Regions from separate parts of the Homo sapiens genome. Here all the other regions are linked to region 5. A link is a contact called in ENCODE Hi-C or POLR2A ChIA-PET data. All regions are on one chromosome and are shown on one strand. Each heading gives the region's core, a stretch centred on a gene start or an enhancer-like site at or near the end of the contact. The rest is flanking DNA. Distances are from core to core; before and after follow the strand shown. Region 1 holds the start of TRIM11 (tripartite motif containing 11). Region 2 holds the start of H2BC26 (H2B clustered histone 26). Region 3 holds the start of MRPL55 (mitochondrial ribosomal protein L55). Region 4 holds the start of IBA57-DT (IBA57 divergent transcript). Region 5 holds the start of NUP133-DT (NUP133 divergent transcript). Region 6 holds the start of ARF1 (ARF GTPase 1). Region 7 holds the start of GUK1 (guanylate kinase 1).

Region 1 (3,723 bases), core at 110-2,609, 1.1 Mb before region 5:
GGAGCGCAGGCCAGGGAACGTGTGCCCCAGGCCCTTCAGCTCGGGTTTTATTTGGGTTTTAAGCAGCAAGACAAGGGGAGAAAAGGCAGGCTGAGCCCTGGCATCTCAGATGGCAGAGATGGCTCCCAGTACCCCACCCAGAAATGCAGGGCAGCCCTGGAGGGGAGGTTAGAGAGGAAACGACTGTGTCCCCCTCATCCTGCCCAGTCTGGGGCTTTCCCAGGACTTAAGTACTGACCTGCTAACACAGTCCCTGCAGGGAGTCCATCTAGGATCGGCCACCTCTGAGGTTCTCCCACTTTCCTCTGATTCCAGCTCCTTGCTGGCCAGGGTATGGCCACATTTTCCTTGCCCCCACTCCACCACCTTCCACCTTCCACCTTCCTCTCTTAGCCTCTATCTATGAGAGGTACGCCCCTCACCCCCGAGAGCAGGGTCTCATTGGCGGCCATGGTCCCAGCCTCAAGGGGCCTGGTTGAAACAGGCTGTGTCATGAGCCCCCACAGCCACCCTGCGCGACACCCCCCTCACAGGCCCACAGCAGGCTGCATCCTGAGCTCCCCGCCCTAGACAGAGACAGATTACTCCCGGAGCAGTCCCCCAAACCTCCCACCCGCCCAGGCCTCCCCAGTCCCCGGCTCCCCGACGCCCCTGCACGCCACCCCCGCCCAGGAGCACCTTGAGGTCTTCGGCCGCGTCCTGCAGCGGCCGCACGCGGTGCGCCCAGTGCTCCCCAGAGCGCTCGCAGGCCGCACACAGGAGGCGCAGCTCGTCGCCACAGAAGGCGGCCAGTGGCTCGCGGTGCGCGGGGCACACGCCCTGCGGGACCGGCGACGGCGGGTGCAGGCGCCGCGCCATCTCGGCCATCTTAGCAAGCGGGCGGTTGGGCCGCAGGTTCCTCTGCGGGGACAGCTCGCGGCACTCGGGGCACGCGTACGGGCCCTCGGGCTGGCCCCAGCAGCGCCGGATGCACTCGCGGCAGAAGTTGTGGCCGCAGTCGGTCATCACCGGATCCGTGAAGTAGTCGAGGCAGATGGCGCAGGTGGCCTCCTCCTGGAGGTTGGTGGACAGGTCGGGGGCGGCCATGGCGCGGACAGAGGGGAGGAAGGCGGTACTGTCCGCGGGGCGGCGGCGGGCGGCCTCGGCAGCTCGCGGGGACGCGGGGTATCCGGGTGCGGCGGCGCAGGCTCGGGCACTCCGGGGCGCGAGGCTCGGGACTCCCGGGTGCTCGGGCTCCGGGGCGCGGGGACTCCAGGGCGCAGGACTCTGGGTTTCGGTAGCGCTGGGCGCGTAGGCTCCGAGCGCTCGGGGGACGCGGGACGTAGGGATCCCGGATGCCGGCAGGAAGAGGAGCCGAGGCGGAAGCAGGAAGCGACTGGGTGGGTTTTGTGTGTTTTTTTTTTTTTTTTTTTTTTTTTTTTTTTTTTTTTGGAACAACCCGCTTTTGCCTCCGATTGGCCGCTGCCAGTCACGCGGCCCGCGGGCGGGACGGAATTGGAGAGCTTTCACTTGCTGACCTGGCGTCACCACCGCTCCGGTTCTTGTGGCCAGGTCTTTTACCCCTGCCCTGGGGAGGACTCAGGCGCAGGGGAGGGATGGGGACAGGGGGCGGGGCGCAGGGGAGGGATGGGGACAGGGGGCGGGGCGCAGGGGAGGGATGGAGCAGGGGGCAGGGCAAGGAGGGATGGGGACTCAGGGCGGGGCACACGGAAGCAACTGCAAGGACTAAGGGAGTCCGCAGCCTGGGGCATTGGAGCCCTTCGCCATACCCCTAGTGCGTCCTCACCCCCTCAGCCCGTGCTTCCCAGGGCGGGTATCCTCGGAAGGCCCGGCCCTCACAGCCTTGGCAGGCCAAGGTCAGAATGATTGGAGTTGGGGGATGGGACGGGGGCATCCCTCCAGGACCAGCTCTCCAGGAGGCCCACATTCTTTCTGCGGGAACCACTCCAAAGGGGCATGCTGTTCCAGGCAGCCCCTCGCGCAGACACTCCGGCTTTGTCGAGGTAGGAGTACGCTTACTCTGGAATTCTGCCTTGCTAGTGACTGACACAGGCTGTTAAAGTGCTTGACCCTGCAGGGGTGGGTGGGGGGTTCCTTGGAAAAGGTAAGGGCGCTGTGGAAAAGAGGCCCCTACATAAATCCTAATCTCTTTGGGATTTTGCCCCTGCTCGTGCAACTTTGGGGATCGAACGGGATGGGGGTGGGCAGCTCTGAGGCTTTTTACGGGTTCAGCCTTTCCCATTTTCCCCCATCGAAGGACCCAATAGGATGCATAGGACATTTCTATGGGCAGCCTGGGACCATCCCTGACACAGCAACCACCCCCGCTCCTCCCCACCATAGGATATTTCTACTTCTTTGACAGAGTAACCTAAACCCCTGGGGGGGCTGGGAGCCACAGATTCCTGTCATTCCAAAGTGGGGGTGGGGGCATGGCTAAAAAAAACGTGACCACGCTGTTCCTGGTGTGTAGGTATGGATTTAGAAATCGGTCCACTCAGAACGCAGGGGCTTTCAAAAGTTTCCTCTAGGAAGCATCTGTCAGTATACCCTCTTAATGTTTGACAGTTCTAATCACAATTATATTTAGAATTTGAGAAACCCCCCTGTGTGTCTAATGGCTGCCAGCGTGATGCCAGAGAACCCTGGCAGGTGGCCTGCAGTAAGCAGAAGGCCCACACCTTCTGCAGAGCCAGGAGCAGTGCCCGAGTCCCCCGGTCTGTGTCTATCCTTTCACCCACATGGTCACTGTGGAGATGACCATCTGACCAGACTTCGGAGCCCCCAGGCAGAAGAAAGGCTGCAGGGGGCCTGGGAAGGTGGCCTGGGAGTAGGTGTGCAGGTGGGACCCATCGCTTACACTGTAGAAGGACACTTCCCCGGCTTCGAAGTCCAGGAAGATGCCCATGTGGCTGGGAGGCTCCATCAGCATGACCGGGGTTAGGGCAGAGAAGGTGGATAAGTACTTGGTCCCCTTGGACAGCTGCACCACCCAGAAGCCGTTTTCGGGGCACTTGGGGACCCTGTCTTTCCGGCTCACGTTGTCCCTGCACACACCCAGGGCCCACAACGCGTCCCCGGTGATGTTCATGCCCACCTCCCAGTAGTGCCTCCCAGAGGAGAAGGCCGTCTGGCCCACAGCACAGGGGTAAGCCACAAATCGGTCCTTGCTGCAGAACCCACTGCCCTCCGGCGAAGAGCCGAGGTAGCGCCTCTGGCGGCTCTCATACAGGAGGAGGTAGGGGTACGCGGAGGTGGCATCAGGCACCACATCCTCTGTAGATGGGCGTGGTGGTGGAGAGATGGGGAGAGGTGTGGGGCATTCAGGGTCAAAGGTGGGAGTCCCCGGGCCCTAGTGGTGGATGTGGCCAATGGTCCCCTAACTCCGCAGAGGCCTCCCCTGCTGTGAATCTGGGGTTACTTGATGCTTCCACACACCAATTGTGTGTGGGCCTTGGTGGCAATAAGGTACAGGGGGCTGGGCAGAGAGACCACTGGGAACTCAACAAGATTCATCCCATGAATTAGAACCACCAGTAACGCCGCCCTACGAAGGCACAGTGAATAGCCAGTGACCGTCACCAGGCAGTGCACTTGTAGAACCCCCCCCATTGGTGGCTTCCGAGGCTAGGGGGTACAGTGGGGCATCGCCAAGAGATCCTGGGTCAGAGGTCCTGGCCCTGGGTGCCCACTTACCTAGAAAGCCTCTTAGCACTTCAATCT
Region 2 (3,688 bases), core at 1,189-3,688, 1.1 Mb before region 5:
CCTCCCCCTTCACCCCATTTGAGCACCTTTTACAAAATCTGGAAATCCATGGTGATAGTTGAAACACCTAAGTCCCCAGACCCTGCAAAAACCTTAAATACCACTAAAGGGTATTTGAAGAGATAGAGTGACCTACATAGATATAAATACATAAAGATAAATTTCAACTGAAAATGAAGGCTTTCACAAGAAAAATAATGAAAAGATCTCTGGAAGGCTACACCCTCTCCTGGCCAGTCCTTGCAGTTTTGTTTTACTGAAATGGTGCCCACTCGTGATACACACTGTGAATATTGTGCTGTTTAGATCCACACTGTTGGAGCAGCTGCTTACCAATTTTTGGTTCAAATAGTTTCATAGCACTGGGATATTTTCTAAAGACATGCAGATTTGTGGTTAGCTGGTGTCCAGGAAGCCCTGACTTGAGTAGACCCAATTTTAGTAGGGTAAATATAAATTATATAATATTCCTGAATAATTTTACTGGCCTGTATTTATTATTACAATAAATACTTAATAATTGCTAATTACCCTGATCTGATAATAAATGTATTCAAAGTATCACTATGTACCCCATATAATATGCAATTGTTAGGTGTCAATTAACTAAATACTAGCACTTTGGGGATTAAAGAAAAAATAAAAACAAAGTAGGAATTATCCATATTTTGAGAAATAGATTAATGAAAACTGTACAGATAACAACAGAAGAATAACACTTTCTGAGCTCTGATTTTGTGGCAAACATTTTTTAAGGGATTATCGTGGATTAAATCAATGAACCTCTCTCCTCCAGGATTTAGGGGCTATTAACACAGCCATTTCAGTTAATTTGCCTGGAGGTCTCCGACGCTCTTAAACCCTCCATTTTATAAGGAAAAATGTAGTTACAAACCGTTATTTTCCTAAAGTCCACATGTATCATCATTCATCTGGTTCTAACAATACTCATTTTAAATTTGCTTAACTCGCAAATTTAGTTTTCCTTTTCAAAAACAGTGTACAAATTATTTTGTTCTCCAATTTTAGCAATCAATTTAAGGGGATCTTTGATTAATGTTTGACCAACCCGAATTAAACAAACTAAATTCCTTTAAATAATTATCCTATTCCAAATTAAGTCTTCTTAAAAGGTTTATACCTTTCAGCATCTACTAATCTGGTTCCTTTTAAGTACTGAAACTTTCCTCATGACCTTTAGAATTCCCAGCCAAATAAATTAAATCTTAACACTGGTGGAGCTCACATTGTTAAAACTTAGCAATTTAAATAGAAATCCATAGACTTACTCTTCAGAATTAAAGTGCAAACTACTTAGAGATCATAAATACTTTTAATATCAGATAAATCATTAAGAAATTGCATTCTGTACTTGATGACCACACGGGAACCTTGCTAGAGTCAAGAGAACTTGTCACTAGTAATTATGAAGACACCTTTACGGTGAGCGTTATTAAAACCCTACTAGAGGTTTTGGGTGGGACTCAAGAGCAAGGGGTGGCCACCTGTGGACGAGGGTTCCCTGTTGTTAACAGAACACGTTGCCCACCTCGCAAGTATGCAGCCCAATCAGTCCCCAGGGTCTCGGTTCCCGTTGCGCCCTTCCCCATGGCCACTGCGCTCATTCATGAGCCTAGGGTGATCAGGCCTCCGGCCTATAAAGAACTGCAGGATCAGTGCGGCTCTTTTCTCGAGATAGTAGGTGGCTCTGAAAAGAGCCTTTATGTCCATCAAAGGGGCCCCGGGGGCGGCGGGCGGCCTCACTTGCCCTTGGCCTTGTGGTGGCTCTCCGTCTTCTTGGGCAGCAGTACGGCCTGGATGTTGGGCAGGACGCCACCCTGCGCGATGGTCACGCGGCCCAGCAGCTTGTTGAGCTCCTCGTCGTTGCGGATGGCCAGCTGCAGGTGGCGCGGGATGATGCGCGTCTTCTTGTTGTCGCGCGCCGCGTTGCCGGCAAGCTCCAGGATCTCGGCAGTCAAGTACTCGAGCACCGCGGCCAGATAGACCGGGGCGCCGGCGCCCACGCGCTCCGAATAGTTGCCCTTGCGGAGCAACCGGTGCACGCGGCCCACGGGGAACTGCAGCCCCGCGCGCGACGAGCGCGACTTAGCCTTGGCGCGCGCCTTGCCACCCTGCTTACCACGACCGGACATTTCCGAGTCAAGGAAAAAAGACAACGGCAACCGAAAAGCGAGACTAAAAACAAGAGGGCAGTGAAGGCCAGCGAGCCCTTATGTATGGTACAGAGGTAGGCTAGACCGCGGCGTTCGATTGGATGGCTATGGTAGCCAATCAGAAAAAGAACCTGGCACTCCTAATTTGCGTATTCCTTTCCCAGCGATGACGTAGAACAACGTTTGATCCAATCAGAAGTGAGCAAATCCTGAGCCTTCATTTGAATACAAAACGTACAAATAGAGTTACTCCGAGCGCCGCGCGTTTCTGTTTGGAGAGACTCAGCCATCATGCCAGACCCGTCCAAATCGGCTCCTGCGCCCAAGAAGGGTTCTAAAAAGGCTGTCACCAAGGCACAGAAGAAGGACGGCAAGAAGCGCAAGCGCGGCCGCAAGGAGAGCTATTCTATCTACGTGTACAAGGTGCTGAAGCAGGTGCACCCCGACACCGGCATCTCGTCCAAGGCCATGGGCATCATGAACTCCTTCGTCAATGACATCTTCGAGCGCATCGCCAGCGAGGCCTCCCGCCTGGCACACTACAACAAGCGCTCCACCATCACGTCCCGCGAAGTGCAGACGGCCGTTCGCCTGCTGCTGCCCGGCGAGCTGGCCAAGCACGCCGTGTCCGAGGGCACCAAGGCTGTCACCAAGTACACCAGCTCCAAGTGAGGCGTTCCTCGGCGTCCTGAACCCAAAGGCTCTTTTCAGAGCCACCCACACGATCAAGAAAGGGTTTCGAACACGGTGAAGGGTTATGTAACCTAATGTGTCTCCATGCACCCTAGCGGTTGCCGGGTGCGGCCGAATCTGAGCCGTGTGTGTGTGTGTGTGTGTGTGTGTGTGCGCGCGCGCGCCGGCACAGAACGAGAAAAACTGCTCGTTACAGAAATCGGGGTAGAAACTGCTCAGGTGATGTAGCTCAGTAATGTTGGGAGGCGATCAAGGACCCCCTCTCCATCCCCTCCCTCCGCGCAGAGCTATTAACTCACGACGAGATTTCTTTTTTTTTTCTTTCTTTCTTTTTTTTTTTTTTTTTTTCTAGAAGAAGTCTCGCTCTGTCTCTAGGCTGGCGTGCAGTGGCGCAATCTGGGCTCACTGCAACCTCCGCCTCCTGGGTTCAAGCGATTCTCCTGCCTCAGCCTTACGAGTAGCTGGGATTACAGGCACGCCCCACCACGCCTGGCTAATTTTTTGTATTTTTAGTAGAGACGGGGTTTCACCATGTTGGCCAGGATAGTCTCGATCTTCTGACCTGGTGATCCATCCGCCTCTGCCTCCCAAAGTGCTGGGATTACAGGCGTGAACCACCGCACCTGGCCCCAAATGTCTTTTATAAGCAAGTGGTGCATTCCTGGATGTTGAGCGCTTGCGCCCGGTTCAGGACCGGGTCCAAATGAGGTTGGCGTGCGCCGTGCAGGTGAGGAGTGCGGGTCACCTCCCCCCAAAAGACCCTGTGCCAACCTCCCCAACCCTACCCGCCCCCCATGGGCGAGGCCAGACGTGGCGCAAGA
Region 3 (3,530 bases), core at 49-2,548, 1.4 Mb before region 5:
CAGGATGAGCCTCGGGGCTTCCTCAGGAGCCACAGGCTGTGGTCAGAGGCGTTCTGGCCCCCTAGCCAGGAAGAGGCTGCCAGGCTGAGCAAGGGCACAAAGCTTCCAGCACAGGGGACAGTGGACAATAGCAAGGACTAGGGAGGATTAGAATGGCGGTTTCCTGCTGAAGAGAGGGGTTCCCTGGGGTGGCCCCTGACAGTAATCCCCAGGGACCTAAAAGTCCATGCTTACCCAAGCAGGCTGCCCACGGCCGCCATTCCTCCTTACAGCCCCAGTGGCACGTGGAGGTGGTCAGTACAGGCCCTGGCGTGCAACCTGCTAGGCAGAGAATGAAGAGATCTTTTTTAAAAGGAAGGTTCTTCCACCTAATGGTTTCTTATCAAATCCCAGCCCAGGATGCTTCCAAGACACATGTAATCACCACGCCACTCACCAACCTCTCCCAGCAACCCTTGGACTTCTCAGAACCGCCTGTAGAGGTTTTTCCAAAAGCAGAAGTTGGTCACTACTCCCAAAGATTCTGAGTCAGCCTGCGGCAGGGCCCAGGCTGTCTGTTCTGGCCGTTACCGAGTCTGCGAAACCTCTCTGAATGGACTGCAGCCTCAAAAGTGGAGCTGAGGTCATGCCTTGCTTTCTAAGGTCATTGCTAGTTTTAATAAAAACTCAGTGAAGTGAGGATTGTCATGCTTGCTTAAAGGAGAATGGAGGCCCAGGGCTGCTTTGCTGTGACCTGGATTCCCATGGGAGTCTGTGCTGAGGTGTGCGAAGTAAAAGCCCAGTTTTCAATACTCAGATTCCAGGAGATGAGGCTGCACAGAGGCCGAGCGCCCAGCTTCCTCTGGCGTACCCCTGTCTCTCACCAAGGAAGGGACCTGAAGACAGGTCCGGCTGCCTCTAAAATGGAAATCCTGCTACGTGTCCTATGCCCACATCCCTCTCCCTCGGCCTCACCAGCACAGGAGCCTGGGGCTGGTCCAGGAGGGTCTTCGGGGAAAGCTCCCTCTCCTTTCCTGCTAGACTGCATGGGGACAAGGGCTTATCACAGGTGCAGCCCCCTGTCCCCTTCCCTGCCTCCCTCCCTCCCGACTCCACCGGGAGGGTACAGCGCCTCCCGCCTCTGTTCCCGGCCCACACGAGGCGCCAACCTGCGGCCGCCACAGTCGCTGCGGAGGGGTCTGAGGACAGGCGGTCCTGACTCCCGCTGCCCGGTGGAACTAAGACCAGGGACGAGGCCACGCAGGAGATCAAGGTACTCACTGCGTTGGGTGCTGCTGCGCTGCAGCCCACGACGTCACTGGCAGGCGCTGCGTCGCGCGGTATGACGTGTTCCATGGCAGGGAGAGGCAAGAGTGGGCGGTGAGACACGAAGATATACGCCCCTGTTGGGCGGGGCCGGCGCGGCGTGATGTAATCTCGGGGGCGGGACGAAGCCTAGGTGGGCGGGGCCTGCGGGGGCGCTGTGGCGGTACAAGAACCCAGGCGGGGCCGGCGAGCAGGTGACCTCCGTCCCTACCGGGAGGACCAGGGCGGGCCGGCGAGGTCGAGGGGGACCCGCGGGTCTGAGGGAGGACGGAGTGGGGGAGTGCTGAGGGAGGACCCGGGGTGGGGAGCTGAGGGAGGATCCGCAGGGCTGAGGGAGGATCCAGGAGAGCTGATAGAGGTCCCGGAGGGCTGAGGGAGGACCCAGGGGTCCTGAGGGAGGACGCAGGGGGCTGAGGGAAGACGCAGGGGGGCTGAGGGAGGATCCTCGGAGCTGAAGGGGCATCAGCTGGGCTGAGGGAGGACCCAGGGGGACTGCGGGAGCACCCGGGCGGGGGCTGAGGGAAGGAGGATCCGCGGGGCTGAGTGGGCACCAGCTGGGCTGAGGGAGGATCCAGGGGGAGCTGCGGAAGGATCTGCGGGGCTGAGAGAGGATCTAGAAGGGGTGAGAGAGGTCCCAGGAGGCTAAGGGGGGAATCTGCAGAACTGAGGGAGGTCCCAGGGGGCAGTGAGGGAGGATCCATGGGCGCTGAGGTGGGAATCTAGGGAGGCTGAGGGAGGATCTGTGGGGATGACGGAAGTTCAAGGGGGGCTGAAGAGGCACGCAGCGGGCTGAGGAGGACCTGAGAGGCTGAAGGAGGATCCGAAAGGCTGATACAGCGGGGCTGAGGGGGGATCCGCGGGGTTGGCGGGGGCTGAGAAATGACCCTGTAGTTCACAGCAAAATGGAGTAATTTATGTCACAACGTAACCAAAATGGAGTGGGGAGGGCCCTAAGGAAGCAGCTGTCACGCATTTCTGAAATGCCAGAGAGGCTCGCTATTACCTTGTAAACAGAGCTTATTCCGGGCATTTCCACTGGCCTGCAGTATTCCAGATGAGATGTTTGGACCAGGGCAGGCAGATAGCATCGCCTATCTGCCTCAGCGAACCAGGGTCACTTTGTGCAATGAGTTCATGAGACCAGGGCCTTTGTTTTGTGAAAGTTACAAATAAGGAGTGAAATCACTTTGTCAGGCCCAGACAAACAGGGCTGGGAAGAACAGGAGGCTCAGGCTTAGTGTCTGAGATAAGAATTATTCGCAAGGACTTTCTAAAAACCCCACAAGAAACCCTTTTGTGTCATTCACGGGTCTCCTACTTTGACAAAATTTAGACCATCTTTAGGACTGCAGTAATTCAGTTAAGATGCTCGGAATAAACACTTGCCCAGTAATGGCAGCGCCACCAATGAACTGAGGACAACTTTGAGCTTTGGCGTTGGGCCCCTGGAACCAATGAACTCTTTCTAAGCAGCTTCTGTGAACCGCTCCCTTTTCGCTGATAAAAGTTCCCTTTTCACTGATAAAAAGTTCCCTTTACCCTTCCCTCACTGGGAATGCTGGTGGCTTGCTGCTGTTGATGAAAAGAGTCAAACTTTGTAAAATATTTTAAGAGATATATTCTGAGCCAAATATGAGTAACCATGGCCTGTGACACAGCCCTCAGGACAGAGGTCCTGAGAACATGTTCCCAAGGTGGTTGGGGTGCAGCTTGGTTTTATACATTTTAGGGAGGCATGAGACATCAATCAAATACATTTAAAACCTACATTGGTTTGGTTCAGAAAGGCAGGACAACTCGAAGCAGGGGTCAAGGGTGCTGGCTTCCAGCTTATAGGTAGATTGAAAAATTTTCTGTTTGACAATTGGTTGAATTTACCTGAAGACCTGGGATTAACAGAAAGGAATGTCTGGGTTAAGATAAAAGATTGTGGGTGGGGTGCAGTGGCTCACACCTGTAATCCCAGCACTTTGGGAGGCTAAGGCAGGCGGATCACGAGGTCAGGAGTTCGAGACCAGCCTGACCAACATGGTGAAACCTCCTCTCTACTAAAAATACAAAAATTAGCTGGGCGTGGTGGTGTGTGCCTGTAATCCCAGTTACTCAGGAGGCTGAGGCAGAAGAATCACTTCAGCCCAGGAGGCGGAGGTTGAAGTGAGCCGAGATTGCGCCACTGCACTCCAGCTTAGGCAATAGAGTGAGACTCCATCTAAAAAAAAAAAAAA
Region 4 (3,830 bases), core at 328-2,827, 1.3 Mb before region 5:
TAGCCAGACCCCTCAGCCCTGATGTCTCCTTAGTCATTCCCACCCACAGACCCCACGCTGCTCCTCGGCTTCTCCACCCTCTGCCCTGCTGTGTTGGGGTTGAGCTCCATCTCCCCCAAGGCCGCCAGGCAGGGCCCCACACCACATGATGCGCCTTGGTGCAGTCTTCCTCACTGATGTTACTACGCATCATGAGGAATTTTTTTATTCAACAGATACAAAGACCTCTGCTTGCTGGGACTCTGCACCATAAGGACACATTGAGTAAGTCTTCTTTGGTGCTTTGAGTGGAGGGCAGTGGAGAGGGGAATGTCAACAGGGTGCATGGGCCCCAGGAGGCCAGCAAGGCAGGGATGGCTTGGACCAGGGCAGTCAGACTCTAGGGCTGAAGGCTGCTGGGGCCACCTTGTAGATGTGTCACCTACTACCAGGGAAAGTGGCCACTGTACAGGGCTGCTCAGCAGGGGGTATGGGACATCACTCCTCGAGAAAGCACGGTGGGGTGGATATGTCATAGCAGTGTGTGGTTCCTGCCTAAATTGTCCTCTGTGAGTTCAGCTGTGAAGAGAGGACGAGAGTTATTGGAAGGACGTCCTGTGGTCTGGAAGGACGTCCTGTGGGAGGACAGGCTGGGCTCCAGGGGAGCTTGGAATCCTGCACTGAAGAGGACTATAGACACATGATGGGGGTGACCCTGGCCTGAAAAAAGCAGAAGTTACCAAGGATGTGATTTGAAGCTGTGATTGTGTCTCATCATGTCACACTGATTAGGGGTGCGGAGGGGTTGTGGGCTGGATGGTGCCTGTCCTTATCCGTGGAGACACTTGGGGATGGAGCCTCCTGCCACCTGCAGCTGAAGTCCCAATGGTCCAGCAAATGAAAAAAATGACACAACAGCCACACGTGGACGCTGGCGAACTGGTAGGAAAGAGGAAGCGGCCGGGTGCGGTAGCTCACGCCTGTAATCCCAGCACTTTGGGAGGCCAAAGCCGGTGAATCGCTTGAGCCTAGGAGTTTGAGACCAGCCTGGACAACATGGGGAGACCATTTCTACAAAAAAAATACAAAAATTAGCTGGTGTGGTGGCTAGCGCCTGTAGTTCCAGCTACTCAAGAGGCTGAGGAGGGAGGACTGCCTGAGCTCTGGAGCTTGAGGCCAGCCTGGGCAACATAACCAAGACCCTGTCTTTACAAAAAATAAAAATAAAAATAAAAATAAAAATAAAATGCTGATACATGCTAGACCGTGGATGGACTTTGAGAATACTATGCTGAGTGAAATAAGCCGTCGCAAACGACAAATCCCGTAGGATTCTGCTCCTGTGAGGTCCCTAGAGGAGGCACGCTCATGGAGCCAGAAGGTACAATGGGAGCTCCAGGGCCTCGGGAGTGGGTGTTTAACAGGGAGTTTCAGGTTGGGAGGATGAAGAGGTTCTCGAGATGAGTGACGGTGCCCGACATGGGTGGGTGAAAACGAGGAAGGCCACCGAATGGGACATGGGATGGCGCTTAAGAGGCCGGCAGAAACCTCGTTACCTACCGAGGGTGGAGCCTGCGTGCTGACGGATAGGCCGAGTCCCCGCCCCGAAACACACCCCGCGCACGATGCTCCGCCCCACACGCATGCCCCACCCACCCAGCAGGCACGCTCGCCCCGCCCGCCCCTTCCAGCTCGGGAGGCCCTGCTCCTCACGCACGCACTCTCAGTCGGCCTCAACCGGCGCTGCTCCGCCCCTCAGGCACGCACGTTCCGTTCACCCCTCACGCACGCACTCTGCGCCCGCCCCTTCCCGCCTCCCTCCGGCGGCCACCGCCAGGGGCCGCTGTGGCACCCGCCCCTCCCGCTTCCTTGGGCCCTTCCCGCTGCCCCACTCTTGTCCAAGATGGCGACCGCGGCGCTGCTTCGAGGCGCCACTCCGGGGCGCGGCGGCCCGGTCTGGCGCTGGCGGCTGCGCGCGGCCCCAAGGTGCCGCCTGGCCCACAGCTCCTGCAGTCCTGGTGGCGACCCAACGGCCGGAGCGGCCTGGGCCTGCTTCCGGCTGGACGGGCGCACCCTGCTGCGCGTGCGTGGCCCCGACGCGGCGCCCTTCCTGCTAGGGCTGCTGACCAATGAACTGCCGCTTCCGAGTCCTGCGGCCGCGGGGGCCCCGCCTGCTGCGCGCGCGGGCTACGCCCACTTCCTGAACGTGCAGGGCCGGACGCTCTATGACGTCATCTTGTACGGGTGAGCGCGTGCTGGGAGGGCGCTCGGGGGCGGGCACCCAGGGGAGTGGCCAGGGACCGGCACCCAGGGACAGGGCGGGCGCCCGGGGCCTGCAGAGGGCGTGGGGGGTGGGCACCCGGGGAGGGCCGGGATGGGGTGGAAGCTCAAGGGTGGGTGGGCCAGCGACTGGCACTCAGGGTCAGGCACCCAGGAGATTCCACTTGGGATGGACACCCAGGGGAAGCTCACCCAGGGCCCAGCACCCGGGGGAGGGCACCCAGAGGAGGGCTTGGCTCAACACCCAGGGATGGGTCAGCGACTCATCCAGGGGAGGCCTGGGGGCCAGCCCACCATATCAGAGCAGAGGCGTCTCTAGGTGGGCACCTCCCAAGTGGGCCATCTGGTGACCCTTCTCCCTCCGCAGGGACAAGGGGTTCAGGGGCCCCGCCTGGTGGCAGAGCTGTGTTTCTGAGTGACAGCTTGTGGTGACACTCCCGAGTTCTGTTTACCTTGTGTTTCCCTGTGTCTCCCCATAGCTGGTCACATTGGCATTTGGCTCAGTCATCTGTGCTGACATCACGACTGTCAGTGATGTTCATGCCGGGTCAGGGCCTTGACTGCTTACAGCCTTGGGTTTCCCTTGCCCAGCTTCCAGGGACCTGGATCCCTGAAACCTCCGCCCGGTGGAGTGGATCTGGTTCGCGGCCGCCTGCCTGCTGTCCCTGCTATGGCGGACCCGGTTCTTGTTCTCTTCAGCTTACTCCTGTGTTTTGGTTTCAGGGGATGGACACCTTTTTAATGACTTCCTGAGCTACGTGGGGTGAATTTTTGGACTCATTGTGTCTCTGCTAGTGGCTTTACCTGATATCCTGGCTGGGTGTAAAAATCTAGCTTGGAAATTGTCACCGACAATGTTCACATCACAACTTTGTTTTCTCGCTGCCAGCTTTTCTGAGAAGTCTGGTGCCGTTCTTATTTGTATGTGAACTGTGTTTTTCTCAGAAGCTTTTCTTTATTCTTGATGTCGTGAAATGTCATGCTGATGTGTCTTAGTTTGGGCTTTTTCCATATCACATCTCTGGGCACTTAGTGGGCTCTTTAAATCTAGAACCAGAGTTGGTGAAATACGGCCCTGAGGTCAGACCCAGCCCATTGCCGGTGTTTATAATAAAATTCTCTGGGAACCCCACCCGTTGGATTCCAGGTGGTCTGGGGCTTCTTTTTTTTTTTTTTTTTTGAGACGGAGTTTTGCTCTTGTTGCCCAGGCTGGAGTGCAATGGCACAATCTTGGCTCATTGCAACCTCTGCCTCCAGGGTTCAAGAGATTCTCCCGCCTCAGCCTCCCAAATAGCTGGGACTACAGGTGCCTGCCACCATGCCCGGCTAATTTTTGTATTTTTAGTAGAGACAGGGTTTCACCATATTGGCCAGGCTGTTTTCACACTCCTGACCTCAGGTGATCCACCCGCCTCGGCCTCCCAAAGTGCAGGGATTACAGGTGTGAGCCACTGTGCCCGGCCTGGGGCTGCTTTTGTCTGGAGTGGTAGAGTTGTGGCACGAGTGTGGCCCTCAAGCCTAAGTTATTCACTGGCCCTTTACAGAAAAAGTGTGCCCACCCTAGCTCAATA
Region 5 (3,630 bases), core at 65-2,564:
AACAACACACAGTAAATAAAGTATGCTTTTATTCTCCAACTTTTCGCAAAAGGAATAGAAAACACTGACAAGATCAGCACTTTGAAAAGAACTTTTCAAAATATGCCAAAAAAAGTCAAAGATACAGTGTATTCTTTCAAAACCACTTCTCCTTTAAAGTACTGAAAAATTTTACAGATAAATTTTAACCATAATTTCAAGACACAATACTTTGTGTTTCCTGCAGGGAAAAATTCATTTTTTATAGATGAATTCAGAGAAAACTATGCAGAAACACTAAAGTTTTAGGTTAATTATGAACATGGTGTGTGTTGGGGGTGGGGAGGGGTGTGTGTGTGTGATGATTTTACTGGTGCTCCAAACGAGCAGTTTTAGTAACTAAACTATCACAGTACTCTTAGCTCACTTATGTAAAGCCTTTTCCTTATAATTTACCTAGAAAGTTAAATTCCGTAGCTAGAAACCCTTTAATTACCAATCATCAGATATTAATGTCAGTTGGTATGTTAGGCATTAAACAATGATCTTTCAGGGTTGTAGGTCCTCATTATCACCATCACCTTACATCTGCATCGTGGCAATTCATAATAACTCCTCTGGCTCAGGTGAGATATATTATCGCCATTTCACAGATGAAGAAAATCACGAGTGACTTACACCAGATCACACGGGTAGTAGGTGGGAAGTAGGTAAACACTGATGCAAATCCAGTTTGTACTTCACTTCTGCACAAAGGTATCCATGAAAAATGCAAAGTGGGGAATCAACTGATCAACTGATAATCAAAACGAAGCAGATACTACCTGCAGCAGTGGAAAAGGTCTATTTTCCAATACTGTGGCATTCTATTCCGCCGCCCCGGTTCCAAAGGCTTCTAAAGACAACAACCTATCCGGCCCACTGCGGCCCGTGAGGCTGTTGGTTGCCAGACCCAACCAGGGAGATCACTTACCGCGAGCTTAGCGAGCTACGCCGGCCGACCGGCGAGAAGAGCACTGGGGAGCTGACTGCAGACCCCAGGGGCAGACCCTTCCTGCTAGCCGTCCGGGGCGTGGAGCCGGGCCCGAGTCCGGCCAGCGGGCCCCTTCGGGACCCGGTACCCGGGGTCCGCGGAGAAGGGGCGGCTGGGAACATGACTCCAAGGAGCAGCGACTAGGACAGCGAGGGATCTGGCCGTCAGGTTGCAGCCTGGCCTGCGCGCGGAACTTAAACACCTAAGGGAAGAGATGGCGCGCGATGATGACGTCAAACGCAATGGCTCCCGCGGGTTGTGGTCGGAGCGCTGGCGGGGGCGGGATCGTGACGTTAAGGGCGGTGCCCAGTCAGCGAGGTAGGTCGGGAAGGCAGCCGGCGGCCCCAGATCTAGAACCGCTGCAGTGCCGAGCTTCCAGGGACGTGAAGCCGGAAAGCCAGGCGCCCTTCTTGACTGCGCCTAGGTGGAACTGGCCCTCCAGCAGCTTGAACGTAGCCTCTTTTCACACTGGTAGTTCCTGAACCTCTTGTGAAATGAAAGATGTTCCTCATTCCAAGCTGAGGACGGAGAAAAGCCGTAAAGCTGACACTGGTATCGCACTGTGATATTTGTTGTTTTCTAGGTTTGCCATTTTCCCATTCAACTTTGCGCAGTCTCATCCACGCTGATGACGCCACAAATCCGTGTCTCTAACCTGGATCCAGCTCAAAACCCCCAGACCCCTATCATTCAGCTCCCTAGGGGACAATTTCAGCTGGAAGTCCTGCGAACTCCTCACAATCCACTTATGAAAAGCGCATTCATGTTTTCCTTTAGGACCCCTCTCCTACCACCATCTCTGTTCCAGCTTGGTAAAACTGGCCAGTTGTCCAAGGCAAAGAGAAGAGCTCTATCTGCAGTCATCCCTCACACCTACCTCCACCCTAAGATCATGGTATACGTTGTAAGGTCCTACGTGTCTGTACTAGATCACACATTTGCACTGCCTCTGCCCTGGTTCTGGTACTTACCTTTCCCTCAACCACTGCGTAGCCTCTTCTGCCAGCGGGAGGGAGTAGGGGAGATGGGGAGAGGGTTCCTTACCTGTGTCTAGTCTTCCTCCACTCTATCTTCTCACTGCCAACACAATGAATTAAGGCAAACGTAATGCTGCTCTTGGGCCTGTAAATGCTTCAGTGGCTGACCATTGCCAGTAGGTTATTTGCTAAGCTCCTTTGCAAGGTCCTATGTGATCTAAGTCAGGTTGGCTTTTCCGTCCGTGTTGTACTTCCAGCACTTCCCACTTGCACTCCACATTCCGAGAACTTAAAAACCCAAATCTCCCTCCAGTGCCCATGTCCATGTTTCTCTCACCTGGAATGCACTCCCTGCCTTGTTGGTCCAGAAGGCGCCTACCTTCCGCATCAAGTTAGTTCTGTGCTGCCTTCTCAGTGAAACCTTCCACAGGATTAGGTCCCCCTTATCCTTTGTCCTCTCTGCTCCTGTGTGTAGACTGTATTTTTATCCTGCATAATAGTTTGTTTTCATAATTGTCTGTCAAGTACTTCCTTTTAAATGTCTTGACAGCAAGAGCAGTGACTTTGTTACCTTTGTGGCACACAGTAACAGACACATAGTAGACTTTCATTCAACGTGTGTTGAAATAAGGGAATGGTTAAGTAAACATTGACGTATTCACATGTGGGAGACCACAGTGTGGGTGTCAGTTGTTGACATTCCCCTGGGAAGCCAGTCATCTATCTATGCACCAGTGGCATCTGAGCAGTCATCTTGCCAAGGTTACATAGGCTAGCTGCTTTACTCCTTCTCCCACCTGGGTGTCTAACCCAACTTGGCAGCTTGTTGAGTCTTATAGCTCTGAGAGCCCAGTGCATTTCCTCCCTGTTTCATTCTTACAAGGAGGGGTGTGAAATAGGCAATAGAGAGTATTAATAGTTGTGTCTGAGAGGATTGGTGGGATCAATTTTATTCTTGTGCTTTGTTGGACTGGTTAGTGGTTTCCCCAGCATCCTAATGTAAAAGCTGTTGTTTGCAGGAGCTAGAATGACTTGTCAGCCACCTTTGAGCAAGAACTTGCCTGGAGTCCAAATGTATGGCTATTGAAGGATAGTAAGCAGACAGCACTAAAAGTCATCCATTCGTTATGGATTTAGTGAGTACCTACCATGTGCCAGGCTATGTGATAATTGCTAAGGCTTATAACTAAACAAAGCCCATGGGTCCTACCCTCATGGAGATTACAGACCAATGAGAAAGACAGACACTGAAAAAATGAACACAAATATCCAGCTACAAGCTGAGATGTGTACTATGAAATAAAAGAGCAAAGTGTATGAGAGAGAATCACTGGGGCTACCTATTTTTGCATGGAGGTCTATAAAGGTCTCTGGGAGAAAAGGACGTTTAACCTGAGACATGAAGCATAAGAGAATAGGAGGAAGAATGTTTCAGGCAGAGGATCCTTGGCCAAAGGTCCTGAAGCAGCAAAGGACTTGGTGCATTCTAGGAACTTTATTTATTCTTATTTTACTTTATGATTTTTCTAGAGATTGGGTCTTACTCTGTTGCTCAGGCTGGAGTGCAGTGGCGTGATCAAAGCTCACCACATCCTTAACCTTCTGGGCTTCAGTGATCCTCCTGCCTCAGCCTCTGAGTTG
Region 6 (4,054 bases), core at 271-2,770, 1.4 Mb before region 5:
AAAGGAAGGGGAGGCAGGCTCTGGTTCCCACACAATCCCCGCTCAGTGACCCTGGAGCCACCCCTGGCCACGCTCTGCCAGCAGAGAACCAAAGCCAGGTCCCTTCAGCCCTAAAGAGGCCATAACCACATGTAACCCCCGTGAAATGTCCGCACATGGCCCCGCTCTGGCTGAGCAGGGAGAGGCAGCACAACCAGAAGGTTCCACAGGCATCCACAACCCTCCCTGGGGCTTTCCAAGAGTATCTGAGATGCCTGTAGGGTGGGAGACGTCCTTCCCCTAAACAGACAACCCTGCCACAGCTTCACAGAGGTGAGATTTCGGAAGGGAGCCCCAGGCAGAAAAAGGGACTAAATTTGGGGGCAGGAGGGTCACCGCTTTTGGGGACCTTCGTAGCCCCCGCAGGTGCAGCCCTGGGGGAGAGATCTGCCCATCGCAGCCTCCAGAGGCAGTGAGGACGCCCTGCCCAAGGGGCAAGCAACGTAGGTGATGGGGGCAGCAAAGGGGCGCAGGAGGCCTGGGCCAGGCCCAGTGATCCCACCCCTCAGGCCCTGCCCCCGGGCCTCGGCCTGCACAAATCAGGTTGATTCCCGACCTCCACAATACCCAGGGCACTGTGCTGCAGGGACACTTTCCCACAAGCCCAACCCCTCACAGCAGCACAAGGGAAGAGGCAAGAAGACCTGAGGGTGGTGGGCAGAGCCAGGCCTCCAGCACACGGAACACAGAGGGACTGCAACGGTCCTCTGTTCAGGTGCCTGAGAGCGGGATCTCCTCCGCCTCAACTGGATCTCAGCTTAAAGGCCAGCTCATTAGAGACCACTGTGACCTCCCTTCTGGGCGGCCGTCCCCAACCCTGGGCCCCACCCCCACGGCCCCCGCCTCACCCCGGGGTCCCCAGGCCACCTCCTCCTTTGCTTCATCTGCGGCCAGCTCCCCGGCGTCTGCTCCGGGCCCAGGTATGAGCCCGCGCGTCACTGCGGCCGCCGGGGCGCCGAGGCCAGTGCGGGGACACAGCAAGCCTCCCGCCTTCGGACCTTCCGCCGTGGCCCCGCGAGTGCCACAGGTTTCCACAGGGCCGGGGCACGTGGACCCGCGCAGCCTGGGAGCCAGGAACCCCAACCCCGGCGAGGGGCGCCTCGCACCCCCGTCCTCACGCAGTCCCCGAGGCCTCCCGGTGACTGCCGGGTGTGGGAGGAGGAAGGTGGCAACCAGCCCCGCAGCTCCAGTTGCTGCAGGAGCCCCCCGGGCCTCAGTCTCCAAATACGCCAAACGGGCGGGAGTGAGCCACAGGCTGTCTTCGCGGAAGACTCACAGGCGCAGGCGCAGACGGGTGCGCGCCCCTAGGGTGCGCGCGAGCTAAGACCGCGGCCCGGGGCAGGGTGTCCCCGGCCCCGCCCCCTGCAGCCCTACCGGAGCCAGCGCGCCTGCGTCGCGGGCGCACGGTGGGCGGAGTTCCCGGCGTCTCCGCCCCTTACCCGGCGTGCCCCGCGCCCGGAGGCGCTGACGTGGCCGCCGTCAGAGCCGCCATCTTGTGGGAGCAAAACCAACGCCTGGCTCGGAGCAGCAGCCTCTGAGGTGAGGGCGAGGGGCGCGGGCCGGTGTGGGCCGCAGAGACGTTGGAGCCGGCGGGGGCTGGGGACTGGCCTCGGGGCGACTTGAGGTTCGCGAAGGGCACGTCGACCCCCGCGGCGGCGGCGGCGACAGGGCCGGGCCGGGGGCGGACGCAGACGGGCCGGGCTGAGGCTGGGGCCCGGCCGGAGTCGGGGCTGGGCGGACGGGCGGGTCGGTGAGCTCCTCGCACCCCTCACAGGTTCCCGAAGTCGCTCGCGGCCGCTTGTCCTCCTCTGCCTGTCCCTGCCCCCGCCCGTCGCCCGGAAGTCCGCTTGGACGCCGGGCTCTTCTCCAGGAAACCTGGGCTTCCTGCTTCCCTCGCCTCTGCCTTTCTCGTTTCCCGAGGCCGCCCGCGCGTGGACGGTTGGGATTAGCGGCCGCGGGGGCCGGTGGGGGTCGTGGGGCCTCCCCCACCCGAGTACAGGCGAGCGAGCGGCATCCGGGCGGACCCCCGCCTCGGGGACCGGGAAACTGAGGCTCGGGCGGCCTGAGACGCCGTCAAGGTCATGTAGGTGGTGGGGGCTTGCATCTTCGCCTCCCGACTCCATCCAGTTCGTGTTTGCTGTGAAGACGGTACCGGGTCAGGGGTGGTGAGAGCGGGCGGGCAGGTGGACAGGAACCCCGTGCCCTTCCCTGTCTGCTGAACGGAATGCGTGGACCTCCGGGGGAGCCCAGAGTGCCTCCCTTCACACCAGTGAGACGCAATTTGGGGTCAGCACTCAGGGCACCGGTGGCCTCCAGAGGGCCGGTCGATCTTCGCTTTAACTCCAGGGTGGTTTCCTTGACGTTGTCGGCAGTAGATAAGAAGGCCTCTTCTGAGCTGGTGAATCTTTAACCTACCTGAATCTTTAACCTGCCTGCGGAACGACCTGCTCGCAGACTCTAGGCCGCAGAGGCCGGCCCCAGCGCTCTCTCGGAGCACAGCCTGGGTGGTTACGGCGTGTGAGATTGGGGCTGGACAGCCGTGCGCACCTAGAGTGTTAAATAACCATTCCGACGGCACCTCCTGGCACTCCCTTTCAGTCCAGGCAGCCAGTTGCTGCTTTGCAGGAATTGAGCAGAAATGCACTCGGAATCGCGGGCAGGAAAAGAAGGGAGGTCGGAGGCTTTGGATGGTCCCCGAAGTCGCCGCCTAGTTGAGAGCTGTAGAGTTGGTGCCACTGCCCCTGTTGGAGTGGGCAGTTGTAGTTCTTGTTTCAGAACTAGTGGTCAGCAGTTTTCTTTGCCGGCTGTTGCAAGGCTGGTGGTTCTGGCGTTTTCCGCAGTGTGTTGGGAGGAGTGTGAGATGCCGCGGTGCAGTTGTGTGCGGCCCCTGTGGCCCTCTGCTGTTGCGTTAGCCATTGTCTAACACGTGTGACCGCATGGATGGTGTCCTCATTTAATTTGAATTTTCACCAGCACTGCCTAGGTAGCCAGAACCATAAGGTCCTGAAATGCCGTACTATTAGCTGGGTCCAAAATTGAGAAGAATTGAGTAGTGTAAATGTTAGTCACACATCTCATTGGACACATTGTTAGAGTGTGTTGTCCATGTTTTCACATGTTGGTAGACTGGAGAATAGCTGTCACTTGTCTTCAGGCGTATCTTGTTGAAAATAAATCCAAATCACTGCAGCAGTAGGAATATGCTGTTGCCTGTGAGGCAGATTTTCGGATTTGCTAGTTGAAAAAGATTTGAAACAGTTGGTTTGGACAACAGCTGAGTCACACAATGACTGTGAGTGAAAAGCAAAAACTGGTTCTGTGCCCCTCACAGTTCTGGTTTTGTACATCATGTGGTCTAGCTATGGGCTGTACCTCTTGCACAATATGGAGAGGACATTCAGACATCTTCAACTGCTCATCTGCCCCTACGGACCAGACAGGCTTGAAACTATAGGAAGATGCATTTGACCTTTCATTTTTCAGTTCAGTAGAATTTAATATGGACTGTCAGCCGCTGCGGTGATCATGGAAGTAGACCTAAGAGAAAAAAACTTGTGCAAGTTCACACGTGGAGTAGTATATGACCATGGTTTCAGAGAACTGAAGCAGTTCTTTTTAGATTCTTCAAATTAAATGTCTCCTTGGTGTATTTAAACCTGCTGTTACTCACAGGCCAGGCTCCACCAAGCTTTCCTACACACTTCTTCCTGAGCTGTGACCATTCTCCTGAGCAAGAGGCTGCAGCCAGCCTGGGCTGGCGGGCCCATACTGTCTCTCATAGGCATTCTCTCCCCTTGACCTTTCACCTCCGTAAATTCAAGAGGGTGAAAGGAAATAGAGTGCACTGTCAAAGATAATTGGGAGAGAAACACGAAAAGGCCTCGCAGTGGGGATCTTAAATTATGAGAACTTGTGTTTTCTGTGTTGTGCCTGCTCCTCATTGGCGTGGATGGTTGGTAGGGGCATTCTGCCCGTAGCGTCTGAAGTGGTCTTTTGGAAAAGATTTGGCCCCTTC
Region 7 (3,674 bases), core at 946-3,445, 1.4 Mb before region 5:
GGCATAATAAGGAAGTCCCTTCTTCTCTCTAACCCTTACAAAAGAGTAACCTGAAGTAAGCTAAGGTTATCAATCTGTTATTTTTCTATCTTGTTTCCTCGTTCTCCTCACCTTACAAAACCCATGGTTCTGCTATCGCCCAGGCAGGGGCTTTTTTTTTTTTTTTTTTTTTTTTTGAGATGGTCGCGCTCTGTCGCCCAAGCTGGAGTGCAGTGGCGCATCTCAGCTCACTGCAAGCTCCACCTCCCGGGTCCACGCCATTCTCCTGCCTCAGCCTCCTGCGTAGCTGGGACTACAGGTGCCCGCCACCACACCTGGCTAATTCAGGCAGGGGCTTTTATTCTATTTTGTAGAATGAAGGCTGCCTCAATTCATGAATCACGAATAAAAGCCAGCGAGACCTATGAATACATATGACATAATTTTGCCTCTGACAGTGAACTTCCCCTTTTTTTGCCTAAAAAGCTTCTCCTTGCCCACCTCCCCCAATGCAGCACCTATGGTATGACATAGCACATGTATTCCAGGTTACAATCCCTTGTCCAACAAACTGTTTTATTATTAGTATTTAAAAAAAATAGAGACAAGGCTTTGCCATGTTGCCCAGGCTGGTCTCCAACTCCGGGGCAAGTGATCCATCCGCCTTGGCCTCCAAAAGTGCTGGGACTGCAGGCATGAGCCATGGTGCCCAGCCCCAACACATTTTTTTGAAGTTGTATTTTTTAAAGTTTTACTTTTTTTCTTGCTCTCCTGCAGTTCACATTCAATACTTTTTTTTTTTTTTTTTGAGACGGAGTCTCATTCTGTCGTCTAGGCTGGAGTGCCGTGGCTTGATCTCGGCTCACTGCAACCTCCACCTCCCAGGTTCAAGTGATCCTCCTGCCTCAGCCACCCCAGTAGCTGGAATTACAGGGGCCCACGACCACACCCAGCTGATTTTGTATTTTTAGTAGAGACAGAGTTTCACCATTTTGGCCAGGCTAGTCCCAAACTCCTGGCCTCAGGTGATCTGCCTGCCTCGGACTCCCAAAGTGCTGGCATTACAGGTGTGAGCCACTGCACCCAGCCTTCAATAAATCTTTTTTAAAAATTTAAAATAATTTTTAGAAATAGAGTCCCGTGGCCAGGTGCAGTGGCTCACGCCTGTAATCCCAGCACTTTGGGAGGCCAAGGTTGGTGGATTACCTGAGGTTAGGAGTTCAAGACCAGCCTGGCCAACATGGTGAAACCCTGTCTCTACTAAAAATACAAAAATTAGCTGGGCGTGGTGGCGGGCGCCTGTAATCCCAGCTACTCGGGAGGCTGAGGCAGGAGAATCGCTTGAACCTAGGAGGCCCAGGTTGCAGTGAGCAGAGATGGCGTCACTGAACTCCAGCCTGGGTGACAAGAGCGAAACTCCGTCTCAAAAAATAAAAAAAGAAAGAAATAGGGTCTCGCTCTGTCACACAGACTGGAGTGCAGTGACACGAACACCGCTCACTGCAGCCTCGACTGCCCAGGCTCAAGCGACCGTCCCACGTCAGCCTCCCGAGTAGCAAGGACTACAGGCACAAAAAAGTTTTTAAATTTTTTGGTACAGAAGGGGTTTCCCTATGATCCCCAGGCTGGTCTCCAATTCCTGGCCTCAAGCGGTCCTCCCGGCTCGGACTCCCAAAGAGCTGGGATCACAGACGTGAACCACGCGCCCGGCCACATTCCCCAATTAATGGTTTTTGGAGAGTGGCCGGTTTGGAACGGGCTAGCGGAGTCGTTCGTTAGTTAGGTCCCTGCAGTGTAGATGGAGGACGGAAACGGCGCTGTGACATAAGCGGGAGGAGGCGGGCTGAGGCAGCGCTGTGACGTAGCAGATGAAAGCCGGGCCCGCGCTGCACTGAGGTACTTCTCTGAGTGACAAGCGGGACAAGTACGCCGTGGGCGGGGCCGGCGGGTCGTGATGTTAGTTCGCGCTGTGTGGAGGCGGGCCGGCGTGGCGCTGTGACGCAGCGGGAGAAGACGGGCTGGGAGGGCGCTGTGCTGAACGCCCCTGCGGTCGCGACAGGCCAGCGCAGGTGGAGGCGGGGCTAGCGAGGCACTGAGGTAAGTACTTCCCTAAGGGGCGGGGAAGAACGAGTGAGACATGGGCGGGGCAGTCGCCTCATGACGTCAGTCTCGCGCGCGGGCGGAGGTGGGCCGGTGCGGCGCTGTCACGTAGGTTCAGTGGGCGGAAGAGGTGGCCCCGGATGCTGCGGCGCCCGCTGGCCGGGCTGGCTGCGGCCGCCCTGGGCCGGGCCCCACCGGACGGTGAGTACGACAAGCGCGATCGCGAGGGTGACTCGGGTCGAGGCGGCAGCGGTCCCTGCGCTTTGCGGTCGCCCAGTCCACGCCGCCTCCGGATCTCCTCCTAGCCGAGACGCCCTGTGCCGCATTCAACTGTGGGCCCTGAGAACGGGGGAGCTCTGGAGGGCGGACGGGCTGGCAACGCAGCGGAGCCCGGGTCCCGGAGGGCGGGGCGCTCCTCAGGAGCTGGGCAGGCCGGCAGTTATCGCAGTGTCGAGCTGCTCCCCGGGCGTATAGGAGCGCTCGGTGTCTTCCCGACACCTGGGCGCGCCGCCAAAGAGAGCAGCTGGGAGTCCCTACCGCTGGCCCGGCGCGGTGTGCGCTCCGGTTCCCACCTCACCCTGCAAGCCTTGGGGTCCTGGGCGGATGGAGCCGGCTATTCCGGGGCTCCCAGGATTCTGCCTACTCCGCGGCACGGCGCAGAGACGGGGACTTGGGGAAACAGCAGGCCTTCCCGACGCATGGGTGTGGCATTTGGGGTTCGGATTCTCCAAAGCCAGAGTCCGGGTTGGGGTTCTTGAAGCTGCCCTGCTGCCATTCTTGAGCGTCGCCTTAGAAGTATGCCCCAGTAAGGACTGGTGTGGGAAGCAGGTGCCTCAAAGTTGATTTTGACCCTGCGTGTGGTGGGCCTCGGTTTCGTCTTTGCATGAAAGAGGTCGGTCCTGAGGCCCCGGGCTGGGTCCTGCTCTGCTGTCTTTGGGCTCATGGCCCCTTCCTGTCTCAGGCTTGCTCTGCTCTTTACCTGGGGTTGCTGTCGAGGACCCTGTGCAAGACTCGGCCGGTTTTTCTTTCTCCCTGATGGACAGACCCAAACATAGCCGCGCAGCATCGTGAAGGGCTGGGGCCTTCACTCCTCTGTGGCTCTGGAAGAGCCCGATTTCCTCAGGAGGTAAAGGAATGTTCCTGTCCCCCCCGGGGAAAGAAAGTGAAAATGAAAGCGCCCTGGCTGCTCCTGGTGTGGTCCCATTTAAAACGAGGTTGCTGAAGGCCAGGATGCGTGCTACCCGGATGTGTGCCCAGAAACCCTGCAGCCAAGAGCAGCCGCCTGGACCACCAGCCTCCCCTTCATCCACCTGGCCCAGCCCAGAGCCCAGGCCCACGTCTGGTGGTTTGTGTCTTACGAGAGGCCAGGCGGGGGCTGAATTCTCTCGGTTCTCAGAAGGTCAAGCCCTCTGTTAGCATCTCCTCGAACAGTGGGCCGGGGGCAAGGTGGTGACTCTGTTCAGTCCTTAGGATGGCTGGAAGCCAGAAGGAGGAGATTATGCCGCCACAGCAGGGAGTGCCTTTCCAGGAAAGCGGCTGCTGGGGCAGCATGGGAGCCCAGTCCAGGGAGCGTTCTGGCAGAGACCATTCCGGAA

The links. A loop is a pair of places that touch in the nucleus more often than their neighbours do. ChIA-PET counts read pairs that join two places held with the same protein, here RNA polymerase II (POLR2A). Pooled maps may share reads with other maps.
Region 1: a map of ascending aorta shows a loop between it and region 5 (7-fold over the local background). The contact joins the promoter of TRIM11 here to the promoter of NUP133-DT in region 5. A Hi-C loop is called at or near these places in 2 of 168 maps with a recorded cell type or tissue (ascending aorta and naive thymus-derived CD4-positive, alpha-beta T cell) and 10 of 50 pooled maps. POLR2A ChIA-PET finds 5 or more read pairs at or near these places in 3 of 52 experiments (A549, CD4-positive, alpha-beta memory T cell and MCF 10A).
Region 2: a loop to region 5 is called in a map of naive thymus-derived CD4-positive, alpha-beta T cell, with 7 times the contacts of the local background. The contact joins the promoter of H2BC26 here to the promoter of NUP133-DT in region 5. A Hi-C loop is called at or near these places in 2 of 168 maps with a recorded cell type or tissue (both naive thymus-derived CD4-positive, alpha-beta T cell), 2 of 37 single-sample maps with no recorded cell type and 9 of 50 pooled maps. POLR2A ChIA-PET finds 5 or more read pairs at or near these places in 4 of 52 experiments (CD4-positive, alpha-beta memory T cell, activated CD4-positive, alpha-beta T cell, activated CD4-positive, alpha-beta memory T cell and 1 more).
Region 3: a loop to region 5 is called in a map of B cell, with 6 times the contacts of the local background. The contact joins the promoter of MRPL55 here to the promoter of NUP133-DT in region 5. A Hi-C loop is called at or near these places in 4 of 168 maps with a recorded cell type or tissue (B cell, CD4-positive, alpha-beta memory T cell, ascending aorta and 1 more), 1 of 37 single-sample maps with no recorded cell type and 14 of 50 pooled maps.
Region 4: a loop to region 5 is called in a map of vagina, with 13 times the contacts of the local background. The contact joins the promoter of IBA57-DT here to the promoter of NUP133-DT in region 5. A Hi-C loop is called at or near these places in 1 of 168 maps with a recorded cell type or tissue (vagina) and 12 of 50 pooled maps. POLR2A ChIA-PET finds 5 or more read pairs at or near these places in 3 of 52 experiments (GM12878, Panc1 and activated B cell).
Region 6: a map of tibial artery shows a loop between it and region 5 (6-fold over the local background). The contact joins the promoter of ARF1 here to the promoter of NUP133-DT in region 5. A Hi-C loop is called at or near these places in 1 of 168 maps with a recorded cell type or tissue (tibial artery), 2 of 37 single-sample maps with no recorded cell type and 10 of 50 pooled maps.
Region 7: a loop to region 5 is called in a map of CD4-positive, alpha-beta T cell, with 5 times the contacts of the local background. The contact joins the promoter of GUK1 here to the promoter of NUP133-DT in region 5. A Hi-C loop is called at or near these places in 1 of 168 maps with a recorded cell type or tissue (CD4-positive, alpha-beta T cell), 1 of 37 single-sample maps with no recorded cell type and 7 of 50 pooled maps. POLR2A ChIA-PET finds 5 or more read pairs at or near these places in 3 of 52 experiments (GM12878, K562 and Panc1).

What each region holds. Positions count from the first base shown.
Region 1 is chr1:228,405,476-228,409,198 of GRCh38, forward strand. TRIM11 (tripartite motif containing 11) reads right to left here and starts at 1,360. Exons shown (of 6, transcript NM_145214.3): 1 at 679-1,360. The coding sequence starts at 1,086. It overlaps TRIM17 (tripartite motif containing 17), which reads right to left. Exons shown (of 7, transcript NM_016102.4): 6 at 3,697-3,723; 7 at 2,460-3,276. The coding sequence ends at 2,726. RefSeq lists silencers at 1,072-1,311, 1,372-1,461, 1,602-1,671 and enhancers at 2,022-2,071, 2,263-2,922.
Region 2 is chr1:228,455,665-228,459,352 of GRCh38, forward strand. H2BC26 (H2B clustered histone 26) reads left to right here and starts at 2,439. Exons shown (of 1, transcript NM_175055.3): 1 at 2,439-2,894. The coding sequence starts at 2,466. The coding sequence ends at 2,846. H2AC25 (H2A clustered histone 25) reads right to left here and starts at 2,209. Exons shown (of 1, transcript NM_033445.3): 1 at 1,700-2,209. The coding sequence starts at 2,153. The coding sequence ends at 1,761. RefSeq lists enhancers at 2,332-2,918, 2,919-3,504, 3,586-3,635.
Region 3 is chr1:228,108,001-228,111,530 of GRCh38, forward strand. It overlaps MRPL55 (mitochondrial ribosomal protein L55), which reads right to left and starts at 1,299. Exons shown (of 5, transcript NM_181463.3): 1 at 1,149-1,299; 2 at 955-1,021; 3 at 235-318. The coding sequence starts at 260. RefSeq lists enhancers at 1-232, 233-946, 1,215-1,384 and a silencer at 1,655-1,744.
Region 4 is chr1:228,163,935-228,167,764 of GRCh38, forward strand. IBA57-DT (IBA57 divergent transcript) reads right to left here and starts at 1,578. Exons shown (of 2, transcript NR_103540.1): 1 at 1,540-1,578; 2 at 152-558. IBA57 (iron-sulfur cluster assembly factor IBA57) reads left to right here and starts at 1,870. Exons shown (of 3, transcript NM_001010867.4): 1 at 1,870-2,223. The coding sequence starts at 1,883. LOC124904534 (a long non-coding RNA gene) reads left to right here. Exons shown (of 2, transcript XR_007066913.1): 2 at 216-1,248. RefSeq lists an enhancer at 1,455-2,357 and a silencer at 1,462-2,501.
Region 5 is chr1:229,507,116-229,510,745 of GRCh38, forward strand. It overlaps NUP133-DT (NUP133 divergent transcript), which reads left to right and starts at 1,315. Exons shown (of 3, transcript NR_110630.1): 1 at 1,315-1,564; 2 at 3,009-3,125. It overlaps NUP133 (nucleoporin 133), which reads right to left and starts at 1,226. Exons shown (of 26, transcript NM_018230.3): 1 at 953-1,226. The coding sequence starts at 1,134. RefSeq lists silencers at 917-1,146, 2,087-2,381 and an enhancer at 1,197-1,316.
Region 6 is chr1:228,081,188-228,085,241 of GRCh38, forward strand. ARF1 (ARF GTPase 1) reads left to right here and starts at 1,521. Exons shown (of 5, transcript NM_001658.4): 1 at 1,521-1,578. RefSeq lists silencers at 818-947, 958-1,777, 1,808-1,907.
Region 7 is chr1:228,138,084-228,141,757 of GRCh38, forward strand. GUK1 (guanylate kinase 1) reads left to right here and starts at 2,196. Exons shown (of 8, transcript NM_001159390.2): 1 at 2,196-2,280. The coding sequence starts at 2,220. RefSeq lists enhancers at 1,823-1,872, 1,983-2,212 and a silencer at 2,223-2,782.